Linked DNA regions of Homo sapiens: region 2 is linked to region 1. A link is a loop called in an ENCODE intact Hi-C map of the cell type or tissue named here. Cell type or tissue: Caco-2. All regions are shown on one strand. Links, peaks and the distances in the headings refer to the core of each region. The heading gives the core; the rest is flanking DNA. Region 1 has its middle 120 kb from the start of LINC02093. Region 2 overlaps LINC02093 (long intergenic non-protein coding RNA 2093).

What was found. A loop is a pair of places that touch in the nucleus more often than their neighbours do. Peaks named below come from ENCODE experiments on the same cell type or tissue, not always from the same donor. Only the 100,000 strongest peaks of a DNase experiment are listed, where the experiment ranks them.
Region 2: it touches region 1 in a loop (9-fold over the local background); 1 of 110 quality-filtered maps calls a loop at or near these places.

The regions. Positions count from the first base shown.
Region 1 is chr17:13,180,609-13,185,996 of GRCh38, forward strand. No RefSeq gene overlaps it. Among named protein-coding and RNA genes, the nearest start is that of LINC02093, 120 kb to the right of the region's middle. In Caco-2, for the core only: no CTCF peak of the experiment used is centred there; a DNase peak (open chromatin) is centred at 2,493.
Region 2 is chr17:13,295,057-13,300,444 of GRCh38, forward strand. It overlaps LINC02093 (long intergenic non-protein coding RNA 2093), which reads right to left. Exons shown (of 5, transcript NR_146885.1): 4 at 4,763-4,931; 5 at 4,125-4,178. Among named protein-coding and RNA genes, the nearest start is that of LINC02093, 9.0 kb to the right of the region's middle. In Caco-2, for the core only: no CTCF peak of the experiment used is centred there; a DNase peak (open chromatin) is centred at 2,305.

The sequences.
Region 1 (5,388 bases), core at 175-5,174:
TTAGAAGCAGGAAGAAGGTAAAGGAAACACCAAATACATTTTCTGCTGTGCCACTTCACCTGAGTTTGCTGCTGATGGAGGCCCAGCACTCCCCTAGTATAGCTTTAAAAGGCAACACAAAGCTTATTATGGTTGTGGCTTATCCAGACTCCCACCCAAGTACAGCAAGTAACAGGCAGTGACTCAATGTCCATTTAAAAAAATCTGAGTCTTGGGCCGGCCATGGTGGCTCATGCCGGTAATCCCAGCACTTTGGGAGGTCGAGATGGGCGGATCACGAGGTCAGGAGTTTGAGACCAGCCTGGCCGACATAGTGAAACCCTGTCTCAACTAAAAATACAAAAAATTAGCTGGGCATGGTGGTGGGTGCCTGTAATCCCAGCTACTTGGGAGGCTGAGGCAGGAGAATGGCTTGAACCTGGGAGGCAGAGGTTGTAGTGAGCCGAGATCGCACCACTGCACTCCAGCCTGGATGACAGAGCAAGACTCCATCTCAAAAAGAAAAAAAAAAAAGAAATATTAAAGTGTACATATATTTAGCAAAGAACTCATGTCCAGAATATATGATTCAATTTTACAAATCAACAACAAAATTTTCCAAGTAAAAATGGGCAAAAGACTTGATCAGGTACTACCCAAAAGAAGGTAATCCAAATTGTCAATAAGCATATAAAGGGTTGGTGCTGAATATCATTATTCATTGAGGAAATGCAAATGACAACCCAAATGAGATACCACTACACCCCCACCTGAATGGCTAAAATTAAAAAGTCTAACAATATTAAGTGTTAGCAACAATGTGGGTTAACTGAAACTCTCCTACTTGACTATTGACACTGTAAAGTGGTTCAGCCACTTTAGAAAACTGTTTGGCTGTCTTATTTTTATTTTTTTCAAAGTTAAACATATTCCTACCCTACCTGATCCATCAAATCTCCTTCTAGCTATGTACCCAAGAAAAATCAGTGCATATGTCTCAAAAAACATTTGCAGAAAAAAATGTTAAAAGCAGCTTTATTTCAAAAGACAAAATTTCAGCAAATGTAGTTTAATGATCTATTTGGCATTTATTTGTGATTTATGAGTTGGGCAGCATCTCGTCTAAAAATAGAGAGGTGCTTTGCTGTGCATGGCAGAACAGCCAGTTTTGATGAGGTAGCTTGAACAGGAGCAAGAAAACAACATAGTACAAAAAGTGGATTTGTTAATATCAGGTTACTTAAGGTTACTTTCCTTGTAAGGGTTAGAGCAGAGGAGACTTCCTTATCGTGTTGACAAATGCTGGACTGTTCAGGGATTTGGCTGTCATCTCTCCTGACTTCTTGGAAGGTCAGATAAATTTAGTTTTGATTTGATGACATGGAACTTTAGCACAAGTGACTTAATTTTGGTTTTGTATGTTGGAGCCTAGGGCAGGAGCTGAGTCCAAACCAATGGCCTCCCATACATTTTATTTAACAATTATAATGGCCCAAACTATCAAGAACTCAAATGTCCATATCAACAGGAGAATGGATACACTGTGATGCATTCGTGCAATAAATACTGCTCACTGGTAAAAAAGAATGAACTGCTGATACATGCAACATGAATGAATCTCAGTCGTTAGGTAGAATGAGAAAAGCTCAGCCACAAAGGCATGGGTACTGTGTGATATCAGAAGAGACACCACTAATCCATGATAATCAGAATCAGAATAGTGGCTTGTTCTTGGAGAGGAGTGGTAAAAGGACACAAGGAATTTTTTTGTAGAAATAAAGTATTTTATATCTTGTGACATCCAGTGTGCAATGTGCAATGATAATATGCATTTTACTGTTTATAAATTATGTCAATTAAAAAAAGACAAAAGGAGAAAAGAAAAGAATAAAGTATATGTCCCAAGCTTATAGAGCACCTGCAAGACCTTGGGTTTATACTGAGTTCTCTTTGGCTTCAGCCCTTTTCCCTTCCTGTTAGAACACAAAGCTTTCCAGGGGTCACCTGGTTTGTCCCTGGCACTGCTGCTGGGTGTCACCTCATCATAAATCCATCCAATGTTGCTGCACATCACTGCTTCCTGGTCCTCAGGAGGCTAATGCTCCTGACAGGTGCCATCTGACCATGTCACTACCTGAAGAGCTGACCTGCTTCACAGGCAGGGGGACAGAGTGGCACATCAGAAAGCCACTGCTATGCATTTCACCTACAATTAAGTGCTAAGGAATAATAGTGGGGCTTTTATGCTACATGCATGTTTTCCTTTCCATTAAATCTCAGATATGCTGTTTGCATATCTTAGTTCAGGCTGCTCTGAAATCCATAGGGGGAAAGAAACCCTTCATTAAGTTCAGCAGCACTGTCCGGCAATGCAGCAGCACTCCTATTTATTTTTCCTTCTGTAAATATTTGTGCTCTCTCAGGCTAAGGAGTGGCCTGTGCTAGAGACTAAAATATCCCCATTTATATCCTCCAGGTGCAGCAGGAAACGCCTGACCTCTCACCCTGCCCCTGCAATGACCTCAACCTCACTTATGGGGACCACCCTCTGGGCTGCCCTAATGCAGACCCATGATCACCTCTCCAGGTTGACTGCTGAATAGCAGGAGAAGATGAACCTGAAATTGAATGGTTATTGCAACCCAGTTTTTTCGGTCGAAAGGTGAAGGTTACTTAGCTTTTGTTGCTGCCTTCAAGCTTGTTAATGAAAAGATGGAAAAACAATATTGACATCAGTGAAGTCCAATTTGTTCAGAAATGGAACTTGATTTATTATAGAAATGAGATAGAAGACAAATGAAAAAGTAAGATATGAAATAAGACCAATAATAGGAAGAAAATTGCAAAAATCTTAAAGAAATATTATTACTTTTTCTACTGAGTCCATCCATCTGGGTTTTCAAATTTCTGCGATTCACAAGAGGATCATGACATGAATGTTAATCCAAAATAAGAGTTCCTATTGTAGCTGCTGAATGTATTTGCCTAACTATCTCTCACTGTTAACTCAACTTGCAGCTAAGGAAATTTTGTTTGTTCATTTAATAAACATTTATTGAACTGCAAATTAGTCCAGTATTTGGTTTATGAATTTAATTTTTAAACTTTCAATTTTCCATCTCTAGAAATTTACTTCCTTTTACATTTTCCCAAGTTTTTATCTTACTAATTCGTGTCAAAGCTGTGATGCTCAATGTATTTCTAAGTTATCACTTACGTAAATTGCCCTATCTAGCTTATAAGACCATGATGAGGAGCAAATGAAGCAATTTTGATAAAAATATATGAGAATATTTTTCATTTTGAATACATTATTTGACTTTTGATGGAAAAGAAAAACACCAAAGACATTAATTTATCTTTATAACTTTAATAATAAGCTTATAAAAATTAAAACAAAAATACAAAAATAGAACAAAATAGGGAAAGTGAACTAATATGAGATCAAATTTTTTTTACTAAAAAATGTGATTGTGAATTTAAAAATGCAATAAAGTATATAAACATTGGATGAAGGTCATAAACAGCAAATAGCACTTGGAAATATCTTGTCACATTCTAAACGTCAAAGGAATTCTCAAAAAAGTCCAAAGAAAAATAGTATAAGCCATAATTTCTTATCACTTTGCAATAAAATTAGAAATTAACTAAAAAGGGATAAGATGGGAAAAAAACCCAAATCAAATACAAAGAGATTTTAAAATACTTTCTGAAGTAACTTGTAGAATGAGAACTTCAATGATAGCCTACTTATGAAATAATGATTTATCTATCCATCTCCCTTTCTCTGGATGAGAGCCTGGGGGAGGGTAGTGAGTGACACATTCACCTGCCTTCTTGCTTCTATAGCTCTTCCAGTAGCTGGAAAGGTACAATCTGCAGTTGACTCTTGAACAGCATGGGGGCGTGGGGCGCCAATCCCCTGTACAGTAAAAAATCCAGGCATAACTTTGGACTCTCCAAACTACTAATAGCTTCCTGTTGACAAAAAGCCTTACTGATAATATAAACAGTCTATTAATACATATTTTGTGTGTTATATGTATTACATGCTGTATCTCTACAATAAAGTAAGCTAGAGAAAGGCAAATTTTCTTAAGAAAATCGTAAGGAAGAGAACATACATTTACTATTCATTAAGTGGAAGTGGATCATCACAAAGGTCTTCATCTTCTTTGCCCTCAGGTCGAGTAGGCTGAGGAGGGGGAGAAAGAGGAGGGGTTGGTTTTGCTGTCTCAGGAGTGGCAGAGGAGAAAGAAAATTCACATATAAGTGGACCTATGCAGTGCTAACCTGTATTGTTCAAGGTTCAGCTGTATTTCATTTTCTTCTGCAAGATAGGATCACTCGTACTAAATACTCAAAGTTTAGCCCCTGAAGCCTGTATCATTCAATCTAATTACGTAGGAGAAGGAGGAATTAGAGACTCTTTTTTTCAAGACAAAGGTATGTCTTGCTGCAAAATCCTACTCTTAAATACCAGAAGCTGAACATTCATTGTTTCAGTCTTCTTACCTGAATTCCTTTTGCAACAATTCCTAATTACTTCCGGGGCAAATGGGATGCCTGACGGGAACAGGGGTGAAGATTATTTTTTAGGCAAAATAGTAAAGCCCGTTAAGAAATTTACAAATATTACTACTATTGTACTTTTTTGTTAGAAAAATGGTAACATAAGAACTGAATTAAATGAGGAAGCAGAAGCCAGGGAATAATAAAATGAAAGTAGCAATTAATAAAACAGAAAAGAAAAAAGTGAAATTGATAAATTAGTCAAATGCTAGTCCTTTGAAAGGGATAATAAAATATATAATGTTAAGGTGGAATAGTCTTAATAAAAAAATTAGAAAAAATAGGCAATCTGAGAAGCAGAAGGGATATAAAATCAGATATCAAGAAGTATTAAAACTACACAAATAATACAATATAACACTTTATGATAATAAATTTTAATGTTGATGAAATGTTCACTTTCCTAGGAAGTATAAATTGCCCAATTAAAAAATCAGATTAATAATAATAAAACCTAGTTATCCATAGAAAAAAAAATTATGAAAAAAAGAGGCTAAACACAGTTTTACGGTCAGTTTTTCTTGATTTTTATGAAACAGTTACTTGTGTGCTGGAATAGGCTAAATCTTATTAAAAAAGTAAAAATCTTTCATATCTCTCATGCTAGAGCCTAACAATATATAATAAAAATACAACATAGGGAATGAGCTGTTTGAAAGAGTAAAAATCTTGTAGAAAAATAACAACAGTCTAGGCCAGGTGTGGTGGCTCATGCCTGTAATCCCAGCACTTTGGGAGGCCGAGGCAGGTGGATCATGAGGTCAGGAGTTCGAGACCAGCCTGATCAACATGGTGAAAACCCGTCTCTACTAAAAATACAAAAATTAGCCGGGTGTG
Region 2 (5,388 bases), core at 172-5,171, 110 kb after region 1:
AATCATTCGGGTACCCAGAATGATGGAGGCTGGCTCCACCATCTAATACTGGCATCATATGGAACATTCAGCCTCATCAGTCACATGGCAAGGTCAGAGACAATGGGAAAGTTGCACGCAAGCTCCAGAATGCTCCTGCCTTACAGTAACGTGACCCCATTGACCTGTAAAAAACTGGAAAATATGGGCAAGTATGTAACACCTTATTAATATTTTATTTTATTTTATTTTATTTTTGAGACAGAGTTTCGCTGTGTCACCCAGGCTAGAGTGCAGTGGCGCGATCTCCGCTCACTGCAAGCTCTGCCTCCCAGGTTGACGTCATTCTCCTGCCTCAGCCTCCCAAGTAACTGGGACTACAGGCACCCACCACCGCGCCTGGCTAATTTTTTGTATTTTTAGTAGAGACGGGGTTTCACTGTGTTAGCCAGGATGGTCTCGATCTCCTGACCTTATGATCTGCCCGCCTCGGCCTCCCAAAGTGCTAGGATTACAGGTGTGAGCCACCGCGCCCAGCCTATTTAATCATTTTTAAATGGTGTAATGCTTAGCTTTCTATGGCTTTATTCTCAACCTTAAGAATAGTAGCTGGGAAATCATGGATTTGGTCTGCTATTATATTTTCTCTAAAATGTGTTAAAATAAATCACTTTTAGAATTACAGAATTTCATCCATATGCCACCTAAAATCATTCTACCTACTACACAGTGTGTCACTTTTAGAGGAAAAACTAGTTTGTTGAATGCAATCAATTGCAGTAGAGGAAGAAGGAAATGAGGTTACATGGGAAGGACTGCTCAAAGAGACTGTGAAATGCTGTGGGGTTCCTGACTGGAAATTTGGGATCAAATTTGAGAAAAAGAAAATGACAATTATGTCCCCAGACTAGGACAATCATTCTGTTTTTTTGTTTTGTTTGTTTTGATTTTTTTTAGATGGAATCTCCTTCTGTTGCCCAGGCTGGAGTGCAGTGGCACCATCTCAGCTCACTGCAACCTCTGCCTCCCAGGCTCAAGCAATTCTCCTGCCTCAGTCTCCTGAGTAGCTGGGATTACAGGAACTCACCACAATGCCCAGCTAATTTTTTGTATTTTTAGTAGAGATAGGGTTTCTCCATGTTGGCCAGGTTGGTCTCGAGCTCCTGACCTCAGGTGATTCGCCTGCCTAGGCCTCCCAAAGTGCTGGGATTATAGGTGTGAGCCACCATGCCCGGCCAGGACAATCATTCTAACTTGGAAATATTGAAGAAGATGGAAATGCATAAGAATTCGGCTATGGAAGGTTAATAATAATATTAAATAAATGGAACATCAAAGTGAGTTTCAAAATTAGGGTTTTAAATTTCCACTTAAAAAAAATTTTTTTTTTAATTCTTATTGAGACATGGTTTTATTCTGTTGCCCCACCTGAAAAACAGTGGTGCTATCACTGTATTCCAGTGGCTCACTGCAGCCTTGATCTCCTGGACTCAAGTGATCCTCCTGCCTCAGCCTCCTGAGTAGTTGGGACTACAGGCGGGTACCACCATGCCCGGCTAACGCATTTACCTCTTTCAGAGATTTGAATTAGCCATTTAACCAGGCTGAGTAGTTGAATAAGTAAAGCTGCTTCACTCAAAAATCTCTTTCCTTTGATGATAACGATCAGTGGTATTTGTTACCAAATGTTGCACAAAATTCTTTTCCCACAGTATCTCATTTGATCTTTGCAACAATGCTATATATTAGATTTGATTAATATTCCCACTGTATAGATGAAAAATCTGGGGCCTATTTACAGTGAAATACTTGCCCAAGGTCACAGAGCTGAAGCTGAATCCTAGGTCTTTAACTAAAATCCAACCCTTCAAAGGAACTCAAATTTCCCACCTGGTTTTAGGGGTTTTCATTATAATCTTTCTATCATTTTCTTGTCTTTTACTATCTTTTTGGATATAAGCAAGGTGTAAACAGCAATAGTTGAAAATTTACAGAGTCAGTTCTAGGTTATCACTAACTAGGGACCTCAGTTAGATTGAAGTGGGTGGCTGGGATGGGAAGAACTTTTCTATTTAACTTAAGACTGTTAGATAGATTTTCTGAGCGGTTATTCTGTCTTGTTTCATTTTCTTACTTTTATGTTTTCTTTCTTTCTTTCTTTTAAACATTTTTCCAGTCTAAAAGCCAGAATCAACAGGATCAAAAATCAAACAAAAATTCTGAGCTTCCCTAAGGACACACATGGGGGATTTGAGAATGTCAGCTGTACAAATATGACGCCATCTTTAGACAAACTGTCTGGAAGGATGGGTTGGGGGGGTGGATCCAGCTCCTGTGTGTTGCATGCAGATGTCATATGGCCATGCCTTTAGCCAGCTTTATTATCTGACAGATACGGAGCACAAATATTGACTTTTGCTATTTTTACTGTAACTGCAGCCATAAACATTGATTACTTCAGGAGAGTGCAGACAGGAAGAAGGCAGCAGTGTCTCCATGGCCCAAGAGAGCTTTTGTCTTTGCCGCAGGGCAGCCCAAAAAAGAGTAGGACTGTGCATACGATCCTTATGGAATGATTCAATACAGAAATAGTAAAATGGTGATGATGTGAAAGATCCCCCAGGTTTGAGGGACTTAAAAATATCCCTATGGGTTCTGTATTGTCATCTGTGTTCATTTAGCCCAAGCAAATTCTGAATGCAGGAAAGAGGGGAACTTAAGAGCATTTAAAAGCCTTCCTCCTTCCATGGTGCATGCCTGTCTTCTGGGCAGACTTCCTCCTCTTCTGATGGCAACACACAGTAATTGATAATTACATTTTCCAATTTCTTCCCCTCTACATCCCAGAATTATTTGCTTGGCAAGAGAAATAATCAATCAATCAATGTATATTGCGTTGTTGGTCCTTTGTAGGAAATGAAGGGATGCCTCTTTTGATGACAATCTGTTTATTTGGCAGATGCAAAAAAAAAAGCAAGGGAGATTTTCTGATCTAGTCTTTTCATTTGTTTGTTTTAGATTCAGAGCCTAAAATTTATGTTTCCTGTGTGGAGTAACCCAGATTTCCTGTTTGATTAGGTCTAATGTGTTCTGCATGAGCTTCTGGAGCTAGAAAGATCATAGTGAACATTATGGACACTAACAGGATGATGGTGGGACAGACAGCCAGAAACTTGAAAGTGGGTCTAGAGGATGACTGGTTTCCATCTGCAAGAAAAGGTCTGTTGCCCCCTAGTATTCACTTCAGCTGAACTCAGCATCTCAGCCAGGCACTCAAAGGCTTCAATAAGTTTAAAGCAGAAGAGTCTCTGTCTCAAAGTGCATCTCATGCCAGCGCCCAACTCTGGCCTAAATCAGCCCAAAGTAAACCGACTTGAACTTTCTCCAGAGATTCAGGGAGTAAGAATGAAACCAACCCAGACACCTTTAGGGGTCAAAAATCATTCAGATAGGTACAGAAGAACAAAGCAACGAATGGCTCCTCATGGCCCGGAGGGGGAAGGGGGCCGTGCGTTGAAGATGGAAGTATGTATTTTAGGGTTTTTTTGGTTTTGGTTTTGGCTTTTTTTCTGTTGTTGTTGTTGTTTTTGAGATGGAGTCTCGCTCTGTGGCCCAGGCTGGAGTGCAGTGGTGCAATCTCGGCTCACTGCAACCTCTGCCTCCCAGGTTTAAGCAGTTCTCTGCCTCAACCTCCTGAGTAGCTGGGAATACAGGTGCCCACCACCACACCCGGCTAATTTTTGTATTTTTAGTAGAGATGGGGTTTCACCATCTTGGCCAGGCTGGTCTTGAACTCCTGACCTCGTGATTCACCCGCCTCAGCCTCCCGAAGTGCTGGGATTACAGGTGTGAGCCACTGCACCTGGACTATTATAGGTATTTTAATAAGAAGTTAAATCTTTTCATATGGAGTCTGGCTGTCAGGTGGCTTAAGACATTGAGCACATTTGCAGGACTGGCTCTACCACCAAACCTGCTGGTATCTGCCTTTAGAAGAGTCATTCATTCATTGATTAAATAAGCTTGACGGAGGAGTTTCCACCCATAAGTGGGGTAGAGCATATGAACATATCATGTAGAGGAAAGGGCATGGTTTTCAGAGTCAAGCAGAGTTGGAAGCAAATCCAAGTTCAAACACATACACTTTGTGTAATTTCATAAAGATTTCTTGTTTTTATTTTGAGCCTTGTTTTCATTATCTATAAAAGAGAAACATAACATGGTTGTTGCTAGGCTGAAACAAAATAATATTTGTACAGTGTTTAGCATATACTGTAACCAAAATACCTAAGTCCCCTCTCACTACTATAATTGCATAGCAACTTCTTCATTTTCCCTTTACCAATATCTGAACTCTCTTACTTTGGATAACTGTTATTAGATAACAATGAAACAATTTTTGTGTTCAAAAGTGTATTTTATTTAAGTATGTATTTTGGTTATCAAAAATGTTGGGCTATTTTGTAAGTTTGTGGAATGATATTGACATTAATTATTAGGCCAATTGGTTATAGTAAGAGTAAAGAAAGTTTACTCTTTCTCTTCATTTTCATACCTCATCCCCTGTAAGAAATATTAATCAATAAAATACAGAATGGTATCTACCAAGCAGTTTATAGCATAGTTTGGGCCTAAGCTTAAATTTAAGGCAATTCAGTGGGACCATTTACAATGTCTTAGAAAACTGGCTGACACGTCCTATTTGCAGAGAAGACTGAAGAAGTACCCTGTTTGTTTAAAATTAACATAAAATATTATTCTGCCTATCTACCTTTGCATGTACCTTGTAGATCACCTTCTTTGAGCTTTAGTAAGATGAGTAGAAAGATGCTATATTTTGGAGTTACTCTCCACCACTGGTTGTATAATCCACCATGATGGGGAAGCTCTTTTCCAGTTCCCAGCCTGTAAGACTTGCTGTAATTTCACACTTGGTAATATGAGCTTGTTTTCTGGATCATCAGTGTTGGGGGAAAAAAAAAAAACAACTTCCGTTAATGGATGGCAGTCTCTAGAATTTTCCATTGAGATTGAGTAATACAATTCATTATCCTAGTTATACATCTTAGGTCTCTACTTGGAATCATGAAGTTCTTTAAACCAAAATACCTAAGTCCCCATTTACTGCAATAATTACATAGCAACTTCTTCATTTCCCCTTTACCAATATCCACTGAACTCTCTTACTTTTGGTAATTGTTATTAGATAGCAATGAAACAATTTTTTGTGTTCAAAAGTGTATTTTATTTAAATATTCATTTTGACTATCAAACATACCAAAAATGTTAGGCTATTTTTGTAAGTTCATGCACTGATGTTGACATTAATCATTAGGTTAATTGGTTGTAGTAACCAGTTTATTCCAATACCGAGTCCTGCCCTCGACCAAATTAGTAATATAATGTGTT